Regions from separate parts of the Homo sapiens genome. Here all the other regions are linked to region 1. The links are chromatin loops, found by intact Hi-C in ENCODE. Cell type or tissue: gastrocnemius medialis. All regions are shown on one strand.

Region 1 (8,000 bases):
AATAAATAAATAAAATACTGTTTCTGTGTGAAATGTTTATCTAAAGAGGGAGGAAACATCATTAAAATTTGAAAAAAATGTTAACATGATGTGAGGACATGCATTGGCAACATATGTAGGATGAATAATTTCATATGTCAACTTCGCTTGACCAAGGGGTGCTCAAATATCTGCTTGGATACGATTTCTGGATGTGTCTGTGAGAGGACATGCATTGGCAACACATGTATGATGAATAATTTTATATGTCAACTTCGCTTGACCAAGAGGTGCTCAAATATCTGCTTGGACACCATTTCTGGATGTGTCTGTGAGGGTGTTTTTGGAAGAGATCAGCTATTTGAACTGGTGAATTGAGGAAAGCAGATGGCCCTCCCAACGTGGATGGGCATCATCCAATCCATTAAGGGCCTGAATAGAACAAAAAGACAATGCAGGAAGGTTGAATTCACTCTCTGCCTGACTTTTGAGCTGAGACATTGATCTCCTCCTGCCCTCAACTCCTGATTCTCAGGCCTTGAGACTCAGGCTGGAATCTACAAGATCAGCTCTCTGGCTCTCAGGCCTTCAAACTGTACCACTGGCTTTCCTGAGTCTTCAGCTTGTAGTTGGCAAGACTGTGAGACTTTTCAACCTCTGCAATCACATGAGCGAATTCCTCATAATAAATGTCTTCCTAAATATCCATATATATATATATATATATATATCATATATTATATGTATGTGTATATCCTATACAAGCACACACACATAAATATCTATCTTATTGGTTCTGTTTCTCTGAAGAACCTGGGAACCATATGATATGTATGGTTCTCCATATATTTAGGTGTGTGTATATGTGCATATATATATATATATGTGTGTGTATATGATATACATATGTGTATATGTGTGTATATATTACCTAAATATATGGAGAACCATACAAATACACATACACACACACAAACACATATACACACCCCACATATAGTACTTATCAATTCCATTTCTCTGGACAACCCGGATTAATACACCATAATTCTCTCTAAATGGGATTTCAGTAAAAGCCTGAAAACCTTTGCAAACATTTCTGGGTTTTCGACTTGAGGATTCCTGAAAGTGTAGGCAAAAATTCTCTGGCGATGTCAAGGGTCCACTCTGTTGGCACAAAGCTCTTTATGGGGAGTCAGGAGACCTAGATTCTTATCTCAAACTTGTAATAACCCTAGGTAAATCAGTTTAGTACCCTGAGCATCAATTTTCTAGGTGCCGAATTAGAAATTTCAAAGGTGCTGACCTCTGAAGCCCCATTCTCTGCTGAGATTTTGGATGTCTAAAGGCACCATGTAAAGCAAAGTGCTCTCACTGATCCTAATATGCATAGCCACCCCTTCTGCTGTTTCTATGCATCTCTGTCTTGGTTTCAGTGTGCTTTTGATTCCAATGGCTCAAAGAGTCTTCCAGCTTTGTTGGCGCTTTAGGATCTAAGGGAATATGGGTGGTGTCCAGGGGTGTCTATTTTTAAATGCATTCAGTAAGCATTTATTAACACCTTGTCAGGTGAGGCTCTGAGGCTGTCGGCATGACTGAAACATGGTCCCTGCCCTCATGGATTCAGTCTGGGGCAGAGATAGTCTTACCTTTATTTGTTTTCAGCCTTGAAGAAATCAACACCTGCACCATGCACTATGCCATTAGGGAACCCACTGCTCTCCGGTTAGAAGTAAACTCTCAGCTTTCCTTGTTTGACCCATGAGTTGTTTTGAAGGAATTTTTTAAAAATATATAAACAAGTGGAATTTTTCCAGTTCCCTTTTTATTGTTGATTTCTAACTTAATTGTACTGTTCTTAGAGAATGTGGTCTGTATGGCACCAATCCATTGAAGTTTTCTAAGGCTACTGTTGATCTTTCTTAATTATGCTTTTCTGTATTTAATTCTTAAACATTTATGCTGACTCAATTTAGAGAGATAATATGATAATTACAACTTCAGAGTCTAGAGCCAGATCTTGATTTTCCTCTCAGCTCTGCCAGTGACTTGCTGCATAAAATTGGGTAATAATCTCAGTTTCCACATCTGTAAAGTAAGAATAATAAAAGAGATGATTACAGTGGGTTCCGAAGAGGATCAAATAAGCTTATACTTGCACAGAACCAAAAACAGTTCTTGGCACATAGTGAGTGCTCAGTAAATGTTATTTAATATTATTTTTCTACTTATATATTCCATTTATAGAACATTCTCAAAAAGACAAAATTATAGAGGTGGAGAACAGATCAGCGGTTGCCAGAGGTTAGAGATGAAGGGAGGGAAACAGGATGACGATAAAAGGGTAGCACAAATGGTCTTCGAGATGATGGAACTGCTGTATATCTTGGTTGTGGTGGTGGCCATGTGAATCTACACATACAACAAAATTGCATAGAAACACACACACACACATACGCACATACACATACACACGAGTGCATGTAAAACGATGTAAGTCTGAATAAGGTCTGTGGATTATACCCACTGAGTCAACTTCCTGGCTTGGATATTGTGCTATCGTTAGGTAAGACCTTACCATTGAGGGAAACTTGCAGAAGGGTACACAGGACCTCTCTGCACTATTTTTTGTAACTTTTTGTGAGTCCATAATTATTTAAAAATTTAAAAAACTTTTAAATGCTCCTAGTATATGGTGAATGTCTAATAAATGTTATTTATTATGTTTTGTCATAGCTGTTTTTCAAGTTTTTATGTATATTTAACATATTTTAACTTTGAAATTAAATTCAGAACAATAGATACTATTTTTAAAAAGACAAAGTGTGTCTCAGCAAAGTTCCATATTGTTACATGTAGAGGAACTTTGAGCCCCTTGTGAGCTGAAAAATGGCTTAGAATTTCTGATAACTAGTGTCTTTTTGTTAGCCCCTTTTGAATTGTGAAAATATCAGGAGGCATGAATAAGAAAACTCTAAGTCCTGAGTCCATGCATGTTCGTCTCCTGGATGCAGGAAAACTTGGGAACAATAGATGAGAAAGGGCTGGACCCGAGGAATTAGAACTCTGCGGTCTCAACGAATGGTTTATATTCCCAGAACACCCCTAGTGAGAGCAATCTCCTACCTCCATCACTCAGTTACTTTGACCAGAAAAGTCCTTGTCACTGTTTCCAAAAGGGGTCCTGAAGATTATCCTATACAGTCTTTGCATTTGCAATCAGAAGCTGGGGCTGAGGGACGGTAAGTTTCCTGACCAAGGCCAGTAGCTGGTCAACAGCAGAGCCTGGTCTTCAATCAAGGCGAAAGCTGTTTGCTCTGGGTCTCACTGTGGCAGGGCCCAGGACAGCAGGGATTTGATGCTGTCTCCCACCCAAAACCACCCAGAGTCATTGAGTGTAATCAGGAGACCAGTGCTTAAGGGGCACCTCCTCAGGCCCTCAGCACTGAAGGGGAGCAGGGAGGAGATTGAGATGTACCCAGCCCACAGCCTAGGCACCAGCCGTCCAGGGACACGGGCCTACACTGTGATGCAGGTGGTGGGCGCCATGGCATGTCCCAGTGGCTTCCTCTCTGTCTACTCCCAGAATTTACAATTTTGACCCTAAGAGAATACCAACCCTAAAAGCCTAAATTTTCTCCTTACACTGTTGTGAGTTGAAAAAGCTGTGCTCAAGGGTACACAAATGTTACCAGTGGAAGGTGTCCAGGTTCTTGGCATTTTGAACAAAGAATTGGACAAAATGCACAAACAAAGCTATGAAAGAATAAAGCAAAGAGAGCATAGATTTATTGAAACGAAAGTATACTCCACAGACTGGCAGTGGGCTTGAGCAAGCACCCCAAGAACGCTGGTTACAGAATCTTCTGGGCTTTAGATACCCTCTAGAGGCTTCCCATTGATTACTTGGTTCACACCCTATGTAAATGAAGTAGTGGCTCACAACCAATCTGATTGGACATGGAAGGTGACCAATCAGAGGCTAACATGAAGTTACAAAGTTACACCCTATGCAAGTGAAGACTAGGCCTACAATCAGTCTGATTGGTTGCAGGAGGGGACCAATCAGAGGTACTTTCATTTTTAATTTGCAAGGCAGAAAAGCAGGAGGGGTGGGGGGAGCAAGTTGCAAAGGGAGTAGCCTCGGATCCTTTTGTTACTTGGGTGTGGAGAGATGGGGTTTTCCTTTTTATTCAGTTCTAGGAAACCAGTGCAAATTGGCCTTAGGTTCTCTGTCTCCAGACCCTATTCTCCTGCCTCACAAAGATAGGTGTACCTTTTTGTTAATTCAACCACTGACACACAAAGTTACTGCCTGTGCTAGCTGAGTGTCTGACAGCAAGTCAGAAGGCAAATGGTCTGTTCTCGGCCCTCACCCGCTAGCCAGGTGTTCTTAGGCTCTCCTCTCCGAACCTCAGTTTTGTCACTTGCCAAATGGGATATCTTGCTTCCTTAACTGGCGAGATTGTGGTGAGGATTAAGTGAACCCTTGGAGATGAAAGGCTTTTGTGATTTGTAAAGTTTGTTATACTAGACACTAGATTAGTGTCATATCATAAACCCCTGCCTCTCTCCACAGTTCTACTAGGAATTGGCCTCTTTTGCCCAAGAATTGAGATATAACCCCTTACCTTTTCGAGAAGAGCTGGAAATTCCTGATCCCCAAAGGAATGATTCAGAGTGGAACTTTACACACATTCAAGTAGATCTCCGAAAGAAAGATTTGGGGGCCAGAGCCCCTCAGTCAGTTCTGTTAAATGGCTCTGCTGAGATGACGAAGAGGATTTAGAAAGAGAATAGGTACAAAGCCATAGGAGACCAACTCAAAAAATAGCACTGGCCCCATTTATACCTTCCTGCTTCCCTGGAGCCAGAAAAAGTGGCACCTACAGCCTTCACTGCTTGGTCTACCCTGCCACCTTGTGGCTATTTGCTAGAATGCACCAGTAGAACAGCCTCAGAGAAAGCAGGGACCAGTAGGAACCCTTAATCATGCACTCACTCCTTTGCTCCGTCACTCAACAAACCTGTACAGACGCTCACAGTTGTTCAGGCTGAAGAAATTCACAGGCTGGAAGAAGAGAGGGACTGAAGGGAGGGTAAATGGAGAAAAGAGACTTGCTAGGCAGGGGTCTTGGTGTTTGCAAAGACACTGAAGCCTCACAGGTTTGGGAAATGGTGAGCTTCTCCATGTGACTGAAGAATAGGGTGCACCAGGTAGAAATGATGGGAGATAGATTATAGCCTCACTATTAGAAAATGATATGTATGAAACTGTAAGCCTCTGTACGTTAGGAAAAAAAAAACACAAACAAACAAAAAACAAAGAAAGACACAACTTGGTCCCTGGAGTGCAGGGCAATTCAGGTTACAGGTTACAGGTTACAGGTTACAACCCTCCGCAAATGGCCCCCAGACTTCCATGGCCCTGCTGTCCTGAGACTCCTAGGAGGAAACACTTACTCTGAATCCCTCGCCATGATTAAAATCAGTTTCTAAATGGGGTAGGATCTTGTGTAATCTCAAGTTTGAAAGGGACCTTAGAGTCATTTAATCCAACCCTCCCTGCAAGCCAAGATTGCTGCCAACTCACCACACATCTTAAGCTTAAATCACCTTCAGTGATGAGTTCAGATGCTCACCCAAAGCCCGTTCCATCTTTAGACACAGGAAATCCTTTATTCTATCAAGCTGAGTTCTTCCTCTTTATAATTCCTGTTCATTGATATAAGGTTCCCCCCGCCAGGGTTCTGTCAAAGAAGTAATCAGATACATGAATGTATATGAAGAAGGTAACCATTTAGTGGCAGCACTGAGGTTTCTGGAAATAGGAAATCATGGTAGTATTATTTCCGAGGAACTAATACTGGCATAGGCCTTGGGGGAGCTGTGTCCTAGTCCTTATAGAATTTCTTTGCTTAATGTCACTTGGCTTCCTTTCCTTTATGATAGAGTTGGATTCGATCAGAATTCTCACCACTGGTTCTAAGTCAGAATCATCTGGAGAGCAAGAAGCAGAATGTCTGAAATCTTCCTATGGTACAGAACTGCTGGATGAGACCATCAGTGGGGTAAGCTCAAATACTCCATGATAATTCAAGACATGATTAACTATAATAGTCTCCAGTTCTTGTTGAGGTTTTTGTCAAGCCCATGATGGCCTGGTATGTAAGTTCTTGGTGATTCCTATTTCTTAAAGACCTACCTAGATCTACAGCTTTCTCCCATCTGCATGATCAAAGTGTGTCGTTCACAGAGCACAATTATTTTGTCCTGTCGTGCTCTTTTGGACAGAGACCCACCAGTGACATAAAAGACAAAACTAGCTAGAGAAGAAAAAAGAGACGTATTGCCTGATCTTAGCTGAGTGCCATGACCTTCTTGTTCCCCATTCACCTCATCTGTAAAGAGGGAAGACAAACCCACTTCAGTGAGTTGTCGTGAGGGTAATTGAGACCGTGAGTGTAAAGCCTACTGGCAATGAGAAGGCTCTCCAAATCTCAATTCCCTGAGTCTTTGACAGCGAGAAGAAAGTGAAAACGAGAAGCTAGGGTGGTGCCTTTTCTGAGAGCATTTTTCTTCATCTTTCTTCCCATGAACAGCCTCTGTTGAATTGTATCATGTCCCCACAAAATTCATACGTTGAAGTCCTAACTTCTAGTACCTTAGAATGTGACCTTATTTGGAAATAGGGTCGTTGCAGATATAATTAGTTAAGTTGAGATCATTAGAGTGGGCCTTAATCTAACACAAGTGATGACCTCATAAAAAGGGAAGAACTTTGGATACAGAGACACAAACACAGAAACACCATGTGAAGATGAAAAGATTGAGGTGATGCTTCTACCAGCCAAAGAGTGCCAGATTGCCAGGAAATGACCAGAAGGTAGGAGAGAAGGCTGGAACAGATTCTTCCTTACAGCCCTCAAAAGAAACCAACAGTGCCAACACCTTGATCTCGGACTTCCAGCCTTCAGAACCATGAGGCAATAACATTCTATGGTTTAAGCCATTTCAGCTGGTGGTACTTTGTTTCAGCAGCCTTGGCAAACTAATTACACCGCTAGAGGTGACTCCTACTGGTGACATCAAAGGACAGCTCTGTCCAGATGGAAGGAGGCACTGAAGTTCCACAGAACAAATGGGAGACACACGAGAACCCTGAGAGAGCCTCTCCATGGGCCACCAGCTCAACATGGCTGTCCACCTTGTACTGCCGTGAATGGACAATTTGCCATTCTGAACATGCCCCTTCTCAAGATATGCAGAATCCATAGGAACATCAGTTTTTTAGTATACTTTAAGTTCTGGGATACATATGCAGAATGAGCAGCTTTGTTATATGGGTATACATGTGCCATGGTGGTTTGCTGCACCCACCAACCTATCATCTACATTAGGTATTTCTCCTAATGCTATCCCTCCCCTAGCCCCCAGCTCCCGACAGGCCCCAGTGTGTGATGTTTCCCTCCCTGTGCCTATATGTTTTCATTGAGGAACATAATTTATTAGCCATAGTTTTATATATTTTGGTGTTTCCTTGTAATTTTCCTTCCATATATGTCCATGTTTTGTTTTGTGATTTTGACTACGAACCTTTGAGGGCTGGAACCACGTTACAAACCTCACTGGGAGTCAGGTGATGTTTGATAAGAATTCTTGGTGTGACCTTAAGCATGTCACCTTTCTTTTCAGGCCTGGTTTCCTTGCCTATGGAAGAATTATTATCACTAAGCTCTCTCCAGTTACAATATTCTGTGATCCCAACTCCATATGTATTTACATAACCAACCTGCCTTCTTGGGGTCCTAAAGGGAAAGAAAGACCCAGGAAACTCATCTTTTAGATATGTTGAGCAGCTGTCATCTGGGGTTAAATGAGTCAGCCTCATTTAATAAGGGGCTAGACCCCAAACGTTTGGGAGCAATGTAGTACCCAGGGGCTGTAAACCCCACTAGGTCTCCTTCCTAGACTCCAAAGTCCTCCTGCCTGGGCATCTGTCTTTCTAGAAGGCCACTTTT
Region 2 (8,000 bases), 97 kb before region 1:
AAGAATTTATGTATGTAAAAGCACTCACAACAGGGCCTAGTGCATAAAAAAGGCTCTATATGTTTGCTGTTATTACTTTTTATTATCACTATCTTATTTAATCTGGAATCAGAAGGCTAGGACTGAGGTTTTCTACCTCTAAGCTCAGGGTCCCTGTTAGCACCCTCAGGGCTCTGGCCTGGCATGAACCAGGGTATGTATGGGCCACTTTCTGCTGTGGCCTCCCTTGTCCACTTCTATATCACAGGCAGTTACCATGGACCTTCTCCAAGAGCACTGCCTGCCATGGTCATCTATGGCTGCTTCTATGAAGATACATTTTTCTGCCATTCTGAAAGAGAAAACTTCTCTTTCTCCTCTGGGGTTCGTCTCTTCCCTCCCAGTGGAGAGAGAAGGCCATCTGCTCCTGAGTTCTGCAACCATTTCAAATTTTCTAACAGTGATTTGCTCTTTACCGGAGGCCCAGGCAGGTAATGTCCCATTGGGCAGAAATGCCAGTGCACACTGTCTCCCAGAGAGGTACATTAGGCCAGGCAAGACAGGGGCTGCCTGGCATGCAGCAGCAGGGAGGAGGCTCTGGGCATAATTTCAGTGCTGATTCCAGGTTGGCTGGTCTGGCTCCAAAGGAAGGAGAGCATAGCTGAAGGTGGACCAGTTTCACTTATGCATTCCCAAGCCAACACCAGAGCCGCTGGTGTGCTGGCTGCTGCAAATTCTTCCTCTGGCTACGAAAAGGCAAAAAAAAAAAAAAAAAAAAAAAGAAAGGGAAAACAAGTAAAAAGTTAAACCATTAAACAAAGGCAAACACTGTGTCCTGGGGATCTAAACACAGACACTATTTACTGGATTTATTCTATCATAATGGAACCCTTTTACCATCCTCACATCCAGTCATAAACCTTGTCGAAGTGTAATTGGATATCCCGTGGCATTGGATCCCTCTTGGACACCTCTCGGAAAAACAAACAAACAAACAGACAAAAAACAAAAACCTCCCACTTTCCTCCATCCTCTCTTGAGACATTTAGCTCTTTCTTCCTTGTTAAATGTTGTTAGTCTACATGTCTTGGCTTTCTGACCTCAGATATTACTCCATTATGCAGAATTAACTTAGCTCTCTTGGGAGTCAAGGCAGCCCCTTCCACATGACTCTTCTGTAGCATTTACCTTATTTTCTCTTGGTTATTTTCTTATTCTCAGTCCTCAACTCCTTCCTCTCATTGTCAATTCTGAGTTCCACAGGACAGAGGTATTTTCTCATCCTTGTATGCTCAATGTCTAATACAGCGTTAATAACTGCTAACTGAATACTCTGAGATCAGAGATTGAGGTTTAGTCATCTCAAAATGTACTTGACACATAGGAATTTCCTTATTACTTGTTAATCCAAAAGAAATTCTGAACTAGTGGCTATTTCTAAGGAAGTAACGCTCCATAGTTTTTCAAATTTACATTACAAACTTAGTAGTGGGTATCAAGGAATATGATGTGTGAGTGGGAAGGGGTGGTTCTTGGAAATGCTTGTATTCCTGATAGTGATGTTTTGTGAAAGCCTGTTAGTTTTTGCAAAATGACTGGTCCTCAAAGTTTGTAAGTCTTAGACTGGAAAGTGGTCTTAAAGCCATGCATCTAGTTCAACTCATACTTGATACATGAGTATCCAGCCTATGCGTGAACACTGCTAGGGTTAAGGAAAACACTAGTTCTGTAAGCAACACACTGAATCTTTAGGCAGCTACGTTAGAAAGTGCTCGCTATATTACTTAGCCATTAGAGACGATGATTAAGAGGACTATATGGCCCCAGTGAGCATGTTTTCTATAATGGCACATAAAACAAAGAAAAAGCAAGGTACAAAAGCCATCATAAATGTTATGAATATAGCTATGAAAAATATGCATGAGGGAAAGGGTTAAAAGAAAATATATCAAAATTATAATTCATTCACTAATTCCTTTACCAAATAGCACTAAGGCCCTATTATGGGCAAGGCACTGTTCAAGACACTATGGATATGTCATGGACAAGGTGGACAAGCCTTAATAGCTGGGTTATGATGATGGAATTGGGGTGAATTTTGTTTATTATCTCCATATTCCCCATTTTCTGGCCTGGGTTTATATTGATAATTAAGAAATCCTTCCTTATACTGAAAGGATATGAAAAAGAATCTTTTATTTCTTGAGTCCTGGAGATTTCAGAAAATATATTATACCAATAACTCTTCTCATGAAGAAAATGTTGACTTTCTATTAAGAAAGAAATGATCAATTGTGCCAAGGTGAGTGTGACATGTCTCCAAGGAATTTATCGGCAAGATAATGCTTTCCACTGATCTCAAAGAACAGAAGAGCTGTAAAATTCTCAAGTCAGAAAGGACTTTCCAATTTATTTACTCAGATTACCAAAATCAAGAGCAGAGCTAGAGCTAGAAAGCATAGGATAATGTTATAATAAAACCTCAGGGTTGGAGGAAACCTTAGAGTTGAACCCTCTAGCCAGCATCCCTAAGTGTTCATCTGACATCATTTTGAAGTCCTCTAAAGACAAACCATTGCATGCATTTGATTAAATTATTGCAAAAGAGAAGTTTGGCTCACTGCAAGTTTCGTGAATAGCCCATAGTGGGCAGTTCTACACTTCAAATAGCTCTTTCTTCAGTGTGTGGTTGCGTTCTAAAGGAAGTGGGCTGGGATGTGTGTGAGCATCTACCCCCTTCAAGTATGTGAAAAGGTCCACATGCATTACTAGAGATTTATGTCCTCCTTGCAGTGTGGCTGTGAGTGATAAGCAGCATCTCCTACATAAAATGTCTATAAGAAGACAATTGTCGATTAAGCTGGGATCACTTTACCTGGGATGACAGCACAGAGTTTGTGAAGAAATCCAATGATAAAAATTGAAGCTGCCTCAGTTGAAACTCTCTGGAAATCAATAAATCTATTACACCAATTTTTAATTCACCAGTAGTAGAGTTTATCTAAATATCATTATTGGCCCATGCTGACAACTTCAAAATGGAGTTTGCCTTTTGCTTAGTGAATAAAACCTTCCAAGGTAGCTAGCTGCTTTCAAAAGCTTTACAACCTTTTTTCTCACAGCAACTACTCTGATGGAGAGAAAATGGATTGTCTAGAAAGAGGCATCTTTTTCTCTGGTCCAATGATGTTAGTAACATTATCTTCACAAAGGATTACTCTCTGATAATCAGAGTCTGTCTCAGAGTCTGGCTCCAAACTTCACAAAATTTCTGCCATACCAGGCTCATGGTTCTTCTCTCTACTGCACTACAAGACATGGGGGTGGCCAAATAAGGGCACAGGGCTTCCTAGCAAATACATCTGCCACAGGCAGGGGGCAGCAAAACTCAAGGTCTCATTTGTTAAGATTTGCCTAAAACGTGCTTTTCTTGATGTGGGGTGGGTTTTCTGGTTTGTTTTTATTCTGTGGCAGTTTCTTGCCTCAACTGCCTTATTAAAAATGATTAATATAATAATCCACTTATATTTGTGTAGAAGCTTTTAAATAGAAAAGCTCTCAGCCTGCTTGGAAATTAAATAACTATTTCCTATTGACGGCATTTCCTTTGAAATGAAAGTTCCTGAAATGGATGTTCCTGGGAGGCTTCTAACTCGTAAGAGTTGAGGAGAGTATTAATTGCCATTTTGCTATTTATAATAACAGTGTCCTTACAGCTGAACACATCATCCATCCGAGTAATGAGGAACCACCATAAATGGGGCCTACTCTTTGTGAGAAAGGTCTAGAAAGAATCAAGATGCAAATCTATTTCACAGAAGCCAGAATGGATGATCTTTCTGCTCAGATGCTCTGGGAAATTGATGAGTATTGTGAAAATGGCAGAACACTTGACACGGGAAATAAATCTGTTATTAAACCAACTTGTTCTGTTGTTTGTTCTTTTATCAAGTTTTTAGTGTCTTGCTTGCTTTCCTAGAGTCAAGCATAAAAGAATCTCTTTCTGACTCGGCAAGCAATGAGCACTATGTAAGAGAGAAAGTGCACTGGTTTAATTCTCAACTATGACTCAGGCCAAACAGGACATGTAATTCTCTGTTCCTCCATTTCCCCATCTGTGAAACAGGATTTTCATTCTTGGCATGGCCACCACATTGTGAGGATCAAATAAACTAATAGATACGAGAAAGTGATGTAAACTATAAGGTAGTCCTCTATAACTAGAATCGTATCCTTATTGCATCACGTTGATCATAATTTATCTGCATACATGTCTGTCTCCCTAATGGACTGTGAGGTCCAGATTCATCCGTTTCCATGACAAATTAACAGGGTGTTTCTGTTATTCTCTTTAAAAGGCTTGAGTCTACATGACAACCAAATGGTTTACAAAGGAGAAAAAAATCAGTACTCGCTTTCACGTCACCGAGAACAAACATCTAAAGATTGTGTTGCATGATATCACATTTTTAACAGCAGGCGGATATTTGTCATAAAGTCACTAACTAACTTCAACAGGATGTGTTAGCCTTCACCATGGATCTACCTGGAATTAATAAGGACACTTGTACCACAAATGCACATACACACAATCTGTCCCAGGGCATAGTGTAAAAAAAGCAGCACAGAAAGAGGCATGTGTGTGTGTGTGTGCATGTGTGAGTTGAAGATTAAACACACCAAGAGAAAAATGAGGCAGCCTGTTCAACACCGTAAGAATAAGGAGAAGGTTTTTGTTGTTGTGTATGTCATCATTGTTGTTGTTACAGTAAATAGATTAGAAAAACATTCAATAACAAAATAAGGGGAAACCCAGGGTAGGGTTAGCATCCGCAAAGAATTTCCTAATGTCCTATTTAATCTAACAGGGTGCCAAGGCCTTGCGCATTAGTTCCACAACTTTCTGATATATCAAGTTTTCTCTAGGAGACAAACACAAACTGGCTTCCAGAAACAGCAAGTATATCCCAGTATTGAGACCTGAAAGTCGTCATAAAGAGCATACTGTTGTGATCGATATCTACACACTTCCAATAAATAAAATGCTTTGTCTGTACTATGCCAATGTCAGTAAAAGTAATTCAATGAGCAGCCAAAACCATGCCTTAACTCAAAAGCTCTGTAGTCTTGGTGCCCAGATAACTCTCCAAAGCATTTACTAGTGGGACCTCGGACAGATGATGTAGTCTTTTTTGGTTCGTTTTCAAATCTGAGAAAGAGAAGTATTTATCCTGATAGGGCTTCTAAGGGAAAATAATCAAAGACAAACTACCTGGCACATAGTTAGGTTCTCAATAAGTGTAGTCTGCCTTCCCACTGTGCAAATAAATGCCCAAGAAATCTGAAGAGAACCCATGTTCTAGTTGTAAATGACAGGCAACATTAGAGGGTAACTTCCTTTGACCCAAACCCTGAGTGTGTGGTAAGCAAGTCTTTTATATATCAAGGCCTTAATGCAAAATTAGATTTACGGCACACATCCTTCTAGCCATAACAGCTCTTTAATGAGTCCATTACGTTAATAAGTAGCTTGGTAGCCCAGCTCTTTGCTGTATTGTCTTTTCATCTGCTCAGCAAGACCACAGGCATTAACTACATAAACATATTCTGCATTTTGAAAAGAAAAAATAAAAAACCCTGCCACCCCTGGATACTTATCCCTTCAAGGAAGTCTCAGACTTTAGCAACAACAAAGCGTTGGTGTGTGGGACCCCACAGAGTTCATGAATTTCAGATGCTTGTAAGAAATTATCTGTTTTGCTGGACTCTTGCTGGGATCAATCAGCCCCTCAGTGGTTGGTACCAATTAAGAGCTAGTGTGATGCAAGAAGAATATTTTAAACACCATTTGACACCAAGTACTCCTCTGTCCTCTTCCTGCCTCCCTCCCTTCCTCCCCTCTAACTCTTCCACCAACCACCTTTTCAGTCCCTTTCCTTTTTAACTGTGACTCCCTGACTCCGCTCAAAGTCGTGAAGTGTAATGAAAGTAATGGCACATGTGTCTTTTCTGCAGAGGGATACTATTTATCGAGTGATTTCCCATCATCTCACAGCATCTCCCAACAGTCTGGTGTAGACAACAAGCAGAACTATCACTACCTCAACCTACTCTCTCCCTCTGTCTTTCCCAATGTATTCCCCATTTGTTCCCCACACAGCTGCCAAAGTAATCTGCTGAAGTTCAAACTGAATCATGTCATTCCTCTGCTTAAAGTAAATCCTTGGCTTCTCCTCATTGCCCAGAGGATAAAGGCCTGCTAGGGTTCACCCCTACCCTCCTCCTCAGCCTTGTCTCTCGCCACTCCTTTCCCATTCATTCTTGCAATTCTCTGAACACATTAAATGACATTTTGTCTTCCTATTTTTCTCTGTCCCTGAACTACCCACATCACCCAGGTCATCCAAGTATTAATAGCTAACTCATATATATCCTTAAAGATTCAGCTCAACCAACTCCAGAAAGCCTTACCCAATTCTCTAAGATGACTTAGGTGCCCTAGGGCTATATTCTGCAGCACTAGTGTTTGCTTCTGGCATAACACTTATCAGACTGCAATATCATAGCCAGTTAACCCATCTTTCCAGACTCCCCACCTCCAACTAGACTGTGAGTTCTTCGAGAGCAAGTGTAGGCTTTGTATACCTCCACAATCCTAGTGTCTGGTACGGTATCTCATATATGGTAAACCATGAATTCTCAACTTGGCTGCTTGTCATGGTTACCTGAGTTAGTTTGTTCATGATGCAAATCCTCTAGATCTAACTCTGGAGTTATTAAATCAGTATGTCTGTTGGAGGTGGAACCTGAGTTTGCGTGTTTTGTTGAAGTTCTAATGATGATGTACAGCCCTAGTTATGAATAATGTGGTATGTAGGTATTAATAAATATTTGACAGTCAATGAATGAATGAATACATAATGTCCCCATTTTAGAGATATTGAAACAAGCTTTAAGAGTTAGAAATTTGGCCCGTTTTGCTCAACACTAACTTTTGGAAAGATAGTGATATAAAGAGGTATAGGATAAAGCCTTTCTAGACTAGAGTTGGACTCGAGTTGTTTATTTGCATGCAAATCACCTGAATTACTCTCTAGCTTTTTCAAGCAGGAATAGGCCTTTTCATTTTGGGAACTTAATAGAGTCTGACCCAGTGTCTAAAACACAGTAGGCCCTCACTATTTGTTGAATTGCAACTGCATGGTGTGAATCAAAGAGCCCTGCACCTGGAGTGAGGAGCCTTGAGTCCTAGGCCTCTTTGTGATATTAACTGTGACTTATTCTGGGGTAAGAATTTCCTTGGGCTTTAGATTCCCTATCTACACAATCAGAGGTAGACTAGATGATCAAAGGTTGCTTTCAGCTCTGACATTTTTTAATCCATTGAGTGTTGGAGAGCTTGAGTCTGAATTTTGGCCGAGTGCTAGATGAAACACCTTCACTATGACTAAGTTAGATGGCATCTGAGGCCCACAGGAGAAGTGACATGAGTACACTTTTTAATCCATCATGAATGTGGCCAGGATGGAGGGCTGCCTTTTGTTCTGCTGAAGACAAGTGAATATTCAGCCCTAAGCACCCCCAAGGCTTGCCTGAGATGCTTACCTTGGCTTTCAGACACCAGCAAAGATCGCCCACTCTTGATAACATGAAGCCACTGTCACAGTGGCCTCTGATATAAGGGCTGACTCCCTGGAGGAGCATGGCATAGTAAGGAATGTGGAGGGAAGGCATGGGCTCTCTGACACTCACAGAGGAATAACCATAACCTAACACACGCACCCAGAGTGGCGGTGTGCAAATCATAGATAATTTGATTTTAACAACCTTGCAAAAGGAAGAAGAAGTAAGTACTATGCCTCTACCTTGCATGTTGGGAAATTAATGCTCAGAAATGTTGAAGGATTTCTGCATAAATGTAAAGTGATTAAATGTAGGAAGCTGATGGCAGATTTTTCTTTCTCCAGTGTAATATTCCTTTGGCTACATTGTATTGCCTCTTTTTCTTATCTTCTCTATTG
Region 3 (8,000 bases), 490 kb before region 1:
ATCCATGTGACTTAACACTTTTGTATTAACCTTGATTACCCGGCTGAGGTAGTGTTTATCAGGCTTCTGCACAGCAGAATGATTGTGTCCTGCCCCACCTTTTATACTATATTCTTTGGAAAGAAATCACTATGTGCTGCCAACACTTAAGGGATGGGGACTCATGCTGCATCTCTGGAGGGATGCACGATTTTGCATTTTTTCAAGGGGAGATTGGTCTATTCTTCCAGTTGATTTATTTGTTCAATAATTTAGTCACATAAGTATGTACTCATGAATATTTATTTTATACTTTGGGTTATTATCCAATGCTATGTTGCTTTGTTGCTCAACATTCCAGCTTTGGCCAGTGGAAGCTCTTTCATTTGGCTCCTGTGTCCCTTTGACATATCCTCAGCGTTTCTTCACTTTCTGGGACTGCAAGATGCTCCAGTCTCAGCTTGTGTGTTTCTTGCCCCAATCCCGGAATCAGTCATTTCTTCAAAGAGCCTGTGTTCCTTTTATCGGATGATGATATTTTAGAAACCAAGACCTGTGTACTAAGAGTGCTCATTGTTGCTGGGGTATTTGTGCTCCTAAGTCGGCCCACATTTTACACTTCACTGCACTCCAGGTTGCTCACCTGTAAAAGGGGGATAAGTATAGTCCTTTCATGAATTTTCTTGTGAAAATTAAATTAGAGAATGTGTATAACAAGCAGATAGTAAGTACTCAAAAATGTTAGTGGTGATTATTTCCCATATAACCTTTTACATTTGAGTGAACTTATAATTTTCTAAGTTCTTTCCTATCTGCTAATTCATCAGATTCAACAGCCTCAGGAGAGAGGTTATTCTAGCGGTGTAGAGATGGGAAAATTAAATAAATAAGGGAGTCAACCTACGCTGCACTAGAATTCAAGTCTTTTGATTTTGAGACTTATTCTAGACCAAGATTGGTTTCCACCTCTGTCATATGAGTGGTCTACATTCCCCTCCCTGACTCTTGCCCAACTCTAGCTTGAAGGGCTTCTTGGTGGTGGTGTTTCTTTGATTCTTGTTCTCCATTGAGTAAGATTAACTCAAGGCAGAAAGAAGGCATGTACTCCAATCCAGAACAGGCCACTCATAGACATGGCACCATATTTTCTAAACCAAACACTGAACATATGATTCAAATTTATTAAATGCCACTGATAATAGTAAATTTAATAAATGAGTGGCATTTAATAATTGTAATGTGGATGCAGAAACATTGACATTCTGGGATATTTTGATAATTTACAGGAATAATAGGACAGGTATTTAAACAGAACTGACCCAAAAACCTAAGACATGCTTTTGTATCTACAACAATCTTCCCATCATAGTCTCTCTCCCTTCATGGTACAGTGATCCTACACGAATACAACAAAATGTTGGTAAATGAAAGCAACTCACTATAATCATCAGTGCATAAAAGACATACAAACAAACAGGGAGCTTTGACTCAATGCAGATGTTTATTAGAACTAATGTTTGTTTTTTCATACGAGCAACAGCTTCTGTTGTTAATAAAATCCGGGCATGATTATTATTGCTAACAGCAGCACTCATGGTATGAAATTATAGCTTCAGTTATACAAACTGTATTCTAGAGAGGTGGGTTTTGGTTGCACAAAGAGGAGACCTTTTAAAGAGGCAGCACATTTAAAACATTTTCTTACTTATTTTTTTAAATTAATATTCACAATCAGTGATTCAAAAAGCAGCAATTTTAAAGTTGAATGAGCTGCAATTGGGGGTAGTGAGTTTCTCATCAGTAGAAATGCTCAAGAATGAGGTCGCGAAGTTAGACAAGGTTGTTGTCCTCACAGATACTCCAGCCCTCTGCTTCTATGGCTCTGTGAGAGATCTGGGTTTCTTGGACCTTAGCAGCAGTGCAGGAGCTGGCACAGCTAATAAGTGCTTGTAGGTCACGGGGAAGCCTGGGTTCCATGGCCTATTTAGACATTTTCTCAGGATAAGGATGAAATTGCAATTGGAGAAATAAACAGAATAAGCTGGGTCCAGCCAGAAGTCAGTATTTGTGCACAAACCTTGAGGCCATTTCAAGTCCTGTTTAGAATTCTAACTTTAAGGAGAAAAGCTCTTTTTGGTGTTGGTTCTGATCCCAGAAAAAGAGTCCACTGGACATGTGTTTTTGTGGGAGGAGCTGGTATAATAAAGGACATCTTGAGTGGACATTTACTATTGTTCTCCCTCCATGTGGAAGGCCTCCTCCGTCTTACCTGTGGACAAGGCTCTGGTCCAGTCACCTCTTCTGGGAAGCCTTCTTGATTGATATCTCCTCCCCCAAAACCTTCATACCAGAATGGTCTTTCTTTTACCTCCATGACTTTCCAAAGCAGCACTTGGCAGGGTTTGTTCTATTACATGGTAGTCAATTACATATGTTTCATGTCTCCCAATAGGAGCTCCTAGAAGGTATAAATGATACTCTCTTCATCTAGGTAGTTCCCACAGGAGCCACCACAGCCTGGGATGTTGGGGTGTGCCCAGGCAGTGCTTGAAATGGGAAGATATGGTGTCTTGGGATGCCTTGGGATGATTCCAAAACAGCATTACAGTTCTTCTTTGGCATTGAAAATGGAGTTTCTGCTAGCTTGACAAGTGTCTGATGGAGCTGGGTCCCATTGCCACCTTCCCCTTACAGAATAAACAGCAGGGCACAAAGAGGTAGAATGACTTGTTTATAGAACCAGAGGCAGGCTGTGAATTGCTGTCCCTGAGTATTCAGCCTGGGGCTTAATATATATATATATATGTTCTCATTCTCCATTATCTTCCTCTTTTTTTTCAAGAGACCTGGAATTACTCCAACAGCTGCATACAGGTCAAGAGTTAAAGTCCCCCAGGGAAGATCAATTTCTATAAAACAGAAGACAGGAACTTGGAGCTTCTGATCCCTTGGAGGGCTTATATCTTGGAGCTCTGGAGGGCATAAAGTCTCTAGAAGCTTCCTGAGAGAGGATGGGAGAGGCATTTTGCTTGGAAAACACTTATGGCCTTGCAAGATGAGGGAGTTCAGGGTGAGGCTCAGGGGTGAGGAGTCGGGGAACGGCTGCTTGGGGTCAGCTGTGGACATAGGAAGGAAGAGTATAGGGGCCTGGGGTACAAACTACCAGGGCCCACCTCATGCAGCCCAGTTTCCCAAGAAGGGAAGGAGGCCAGGGCCCAGAGCAGATGCTCTGCTTAGGAATAAGGAAGGATCCTTTGGCTCACACTTTGCCTGTCCCATGTCCTTGGGAACCCACCCGTAGTGGAAAGGGGTGGGTATTTCAGGAGCAGCAGCAGCAGCATTTTGTCTGCATCAAAGTTCCTTTGAACCGATTGTAATTTTTGCCTTTTGGTTACATTGGCTTTACCTCATCTTATCAGGGGGAAAATGGCTTCATTGTATCTTAGATCGTCAGAGCTTTGAGGACCCTTTGAGATGAGGGAGGAGGACTTGCATAGGGTCATACAGGGGGCTAAGGGCAGAGCTAGTTCTAGAACCAGGTGTCTGCCTTCCCAAACCACAATCCCCAGGCTCCCTCCTGTCCCTGCTTCTCTCAGGCCCTCCCGCAATCTGTCATCTAGTGCATGTTCCTAGTTACATTTGCTAGGGGACATACCACAGGACTCAGAACCTTGTCTGTTTTACTTTTTTAGGGATGAGGGTGAAGATTGATGTTGGGCAAGTTGCACGGTGGCAAAAAAGCATACAGCATTTAAGGGCAGATGGAGATGGTCAAGGTTGAGGGGAGAGGTGTGTCACTGATCAATGCTAAGACCCAGGCAGGGGTTTGTAAGAGAGCTTCGTCTGCCTGGTAGACACATCGACCTTCTGCTAAGGTGCATTTATTGAAAACAGTGTATGCTATGCACTCTGTTAAGTGCTATGCATCTATTAGTTAATCTTTTCCTCATCAGACTTTTACGAGGTAGGTAAGGTATAGCATTTCCATCTTATGAAGAAACTGAAGTTCGAAGAGATGAAGTCACCTGCCCAGCACTGCAAACTAGTAAGTGATAGAGCCTGGATTCGGCCTGTGTTCTGACCACTCTCTTGCTCCATCTCTTTAAAGAGAGTGAAAAGGGGGTGAAGATACCTGCTCTATTGCCCAGTAATGGATAGGCCGAAGGAGGGGGGATGGGAGGAAGGAAAGGAGAAATGGCTGCTTTCATCGGAGGATCGTCCTCTGCTACTGACTGCCCACAGCTGGTGGTGCTGGGGCTGAGGAGCCAAATTCAGTTCCTCACTCCGGTGACCCTCTGGATCCAGTCCTTGTTGTGGTGGATGTAAGAGTATACTCCGTAGCGGTCCTTCTTCCCACAGTCATCACCCCAGGACACAGTGCCCACCAGGTACCACTGGCCTCTTTCTCTATTCAGGGTCACCATGGGGCCTCCAGAGTCACCCGCACAGGCGTCCTTTCCCCCTAGGTGAAAAAGAGACATAGATGAAGATAAAATGCCCCTTCCCAGCCCAAGTCTCCTTCTCCCATGTATGGGTTGTAGTTCAGAGAATTGGGCACTAGAGGGCATAGCAGACCGTTGGACCCAAACCTCAGCTCTGGGCAGTTCTAGGTCAGGCCGCATCAGAGCTCAAATGATTCTAAAAAGCCCTGATTCAGACCTCTTTCTTTCTTTTCTTTTCTTTTTCTTTTTTCTTTCTTTTTTTTTTTTTTTTTGAGATGGAGTCTCGCTCTGTCACACCCAGGCTAGAGTGCAGTGGCACGATCTCGGCTCACAGCAACCTCTACCTCCTGGGTTCAAGTGATTCTCCCTCCTCAGCCTCCCGAGTAGCTGGGACTACAGGCACCTGCCACCATGCCCGGCTAATTTTTGTATTTTTAGTAAAGATGGGATTTCGCCATGTTAGCAAGACTGGTCTCGAACTCCCGACCTCAGGTGATCCACCCGCCTCGGCCTCCCAAAGTGCTGGGATTACAGGCATGAACCACCGTGCCCGGCCAAGGCCTCTTTCTTAAGGGAAACACTGAACTTGGGAAGGGAATGATGAGCATCCTGTAAATATCTTTTCTCCGATGCATCTTCTCCTGTGGAATCCCTCCTCCCACGGCCTTCCTCCAGTCCCCCGCGCCCCCACACTGCCAGCCCACCAGGTTGGGAGGCCTCTGTGCTCCCTTGCTGGCTCTGCACCACTCCCTGGCTGGCAGCGCCCCTGTTGTATGCCAGCCTCTTAACCCACCTTCCTTCTCCCCAGCACAGATCATGTCCCTGGTCACTTTCTTCTTCAGCGGGGCATAAGCCTTCTGGCAGGTGCTGTGGTCAACAATCGGGATTTCAATCTAGAACACAAAGCTGTTATTGGTCCTCATCCCCGGCTGAGAAGCCTCTGCTATTCTGACACCCCTGAAGACGGCTCCTCTCCACTCCATACCTGGACGGACCTGTGTCTACCTTAGACTTGATCTAAGAGACTGCCCCATGCTACAGGTGAAGGAACAGTTGAATGGAGAATCAGGAGGCCCGTGTTCTAGGGCAGTCTTGGCTGTGAAGACCTTGGCTGTGTGAACTTGGGCAAGTCACATGCCCTCTCTGGGCCTCAGATCTCTCTTCAGTAAGATAGAGGTAATAATACTTGCCTAGGAGATGTATTAGTCAATAGGACAATGTATACAAAAATGAAGTTTGGTTTTCTTTTGTCTCACCCCTACTGTAGGACCTAGAACATGTGGCTTACTCATTGTTTTTCAGACTCTGAGACCCTTTTTCCTCATCTGAAAAATGGAGGTTGCAGTATTTGATATACTAATCATTGTACAAAGAGGAGAGGCAGGAACAAGTGCTTTGTAAACTACACACACTGTATAAATATTAGCTACTGTGGAGTTATCACTGCTGGCTTTGCAGCAAGCACTTTGTTATGTTGTCCTCCCTCTCTACAGTATGAGCATCTGTCTCGATGCTGGATCTGTATTTTATGCATTTCTATCTTACATTGCTTGGAGCTTAGTAGATACCCAGAAAATATATATATTTTTTGCAATGCAGCAAAATCGATACATAAAAATAAGGCATTGTGACTATTATTGCCCTTGATCCAGTGTGGGGGTAACTGTTGGAGTAGATGTCTGGAATAAAAAGAGGAAACATATGATTCTCTTTCAGTCAAATCAAGAACTGAATGGGCCATATTCTCTAAATGGACAACTCCTGTTGCCCTTGCTGGGAGGAAACCAGAGGCCATTCAGATCCCTCTTGGGTCATGGCCTTCCCTGGATAAGGGGAGAGGAAGCCAGGGCAGGGTGGTCCTGAGGACAGATCCTCAGCAACTGCTGAGCACCTGATTCATCGTTCAGGTATCATTTCAGCATCACTTCCTTTGGGAATGCCTCCTGAACCCCTGAGACAAGATCAGATTCTCTTTCATATGTTCTGGAGCATCCTGCATTTCTCTCTCTCCACCTTTATCACATCCATAACTACTTTCTGTCCATTCCACTTGACCATGAGCCCAAGGGGGCCAGGGACCAGATCTATCCTTTTACCCCAGCACAGCTAGTAGCTAGTACAGTGTCTGGTACCAAGGAAACACCAAATAGACCCCCGGGAGTTAGTGAATGAAGGGATGAATGGTTGTTGCAAATCCCAAATTTTAAAATATGTCAAAATAATATATGTGGAAGAATTTAGAAACTAGCTGTGTCAGTCATAGGCCCCGGTGATATCAGAGCCAAGCAACTCTTTGATGGCAGCTCGTGTTGCCCCATAACTCTGCAGTTGGAAATAGTATCTTATGGTCTAGAGAGGCAAAATAACTTGCTTCAGATGACCCAGCAAGTTAGTGGGAGCCAAGACTTGAAACTATGGCTCCTTACTTTTAGTTAAGTGTTTTTTTTTTTTTTCCTTGAACTGATAGGAATATGAACTTCTAAGTGTAACTGCCAAGTTCATTACTGCAAGGACTGTGGTTCTCAAGAGCCTGGCTCATTCTGGCCAATTTGGTGTACAGTTCTCATGGTGCACAGCTGGATTGTCACCATGGGGGTGTCTAAACTTGCTGTTTTCTGGGAGAATTTTCATAAGCTAAGCCTTTAATAAGCTACCAGAAAAACTTAACCGTGTTTAGAGGCTAGAGTCCATGACATGTAGAACAAACAAATCAAGCTTTCTGGGGTTCAAAGTCCCATTGAACTTTGGAGGTGGGTCTGGGCTCCTAGTTTCCCACTCACCAACCCCCACCCAAGCCTCAAAATCCCTAAGGGAACAATACGGAGCAGGAAGGCCCAGTGCAGAGCTGAGGTGTCACTGTCTGTAGGTTATAAAGTGAACTTCACCTCCATCAGGGTCTCTGGGAACCTTTGCAAGAACTGCTTCCCCCAGCCGCTGACGATGACCATGGCTCCTGGAGGAGAGAAGATACTGTGAGAACAGAGAAGCTATCTGTGGGGTGTTTGGAGGGGTGCAGCTTGCAGCTCCATCATCCTCTTCTGTGGAGGAAAGACTGGATTGTTCTTCTCAGAGAAAGGTGGTGTGGTGGGGAGGAAGACGTGAAAGGCAGCTGGGCTACAGATTACCTGCAGCAGAGCTAGGGGCACTGGTTTCTATGATGTGTTACTGGCTTACTTGTTTAGTTTTCTATTCTGTCCCACCCTCAACTAGTCTGAAACCTAGGGTCCATGAGAGCAGAATCTCATTCTTGGTCACTGCTATATCACAGTGCCTATAGCAATGCTGTCACATAGTAGGTGCTCAATCAAGAACAGCGAATAAATAAAAAGCCCAGCCTAGTCCACTATGTGCTATGGTGCCTTTAGCCAGCCCTCCTCTCTGCTCCCCTTCTAAGCCTCTGTTTTCCTATCCATAAAATGAGGAGGCTGGACTTGGTATTCTCTAAAACCCCTTTCAGAGTTGACATTCTAGAAGTCTATGAAGTTGGTAAATCTGTGGGGCAATGTGGAAGTGGGTTGAGCACTGACAGAGCAATTATTTTCTCATTTGAAAAAGAGCCTGGATACTGAAAACAGTGTT

What was found. Hi-C counts contacts between places; a loop is a spot of excess contacts. Peaks named below come from ENCODE experiments on the same cell type or tissue, not always from the same donor. Only the 100,000 strongest peaks of a DNase experiment are listed, where the experiment ranks them.
Region 2: it touches region 1 in a loop (18-fold over the local background); 28 of 110 quality-filtered maps call a loop at or near these places.
Region 3: it touches region 1 in a loop (23-fold over the local background); 44 of 110 quality-filtered maps call a loop at or near these places.

The regions. Positions count from the first base shown.
Region 1 is chr3:187,709,691-187,717,690 of GRCh38, forward strand. LOC100131635 (hCG1645011-like) reads left to right here. Exons shown (of 3, transcript NR_034062.1): 2 at 5,932-6,050. It also overlaps a transcript of RTP2 not described here. Among named protein-coding and RNA genes, the nearest start is that of RTP2, 11 kb to the left of the region's middle. In gastrocnemius medialis, CTCF peaks have their summits at 4,895 (motif pointing left) and 5,103; a DNase peak (open chromatin) is centred at 4,902; H3K27ac peaks cover 1,100 bases.
Region 2 is chr3:187,613,151-187,621,150 of GRCh38, forward strand. No RefSeq gene overlaps it. Among named protein-coding and RNA genes, the nearest start is that of SST, 53 kb to the right of the region's middle. In gastrocnemius medialis, a CTCF peak has its summit at 3,368; no DNase peak of the experiment used is centred here.
Region 3 is chr3:187,215,821-187,223,820 of GRCh38, forward strand. It overlaps LOC105374260 (a long non-coding RNA gene), which reads left to right and starts at 7,206. Exons shown (of 3, transcript XR_007096209.1): 1 at 7,206-8,000. It also overlaps a transcript of MASP1 not described here. In gastrocnemius medialis, a CTCF peak has its summit at 4,520 (motif pointing right); a DNase peak (open chromatin) is centred at 4,526.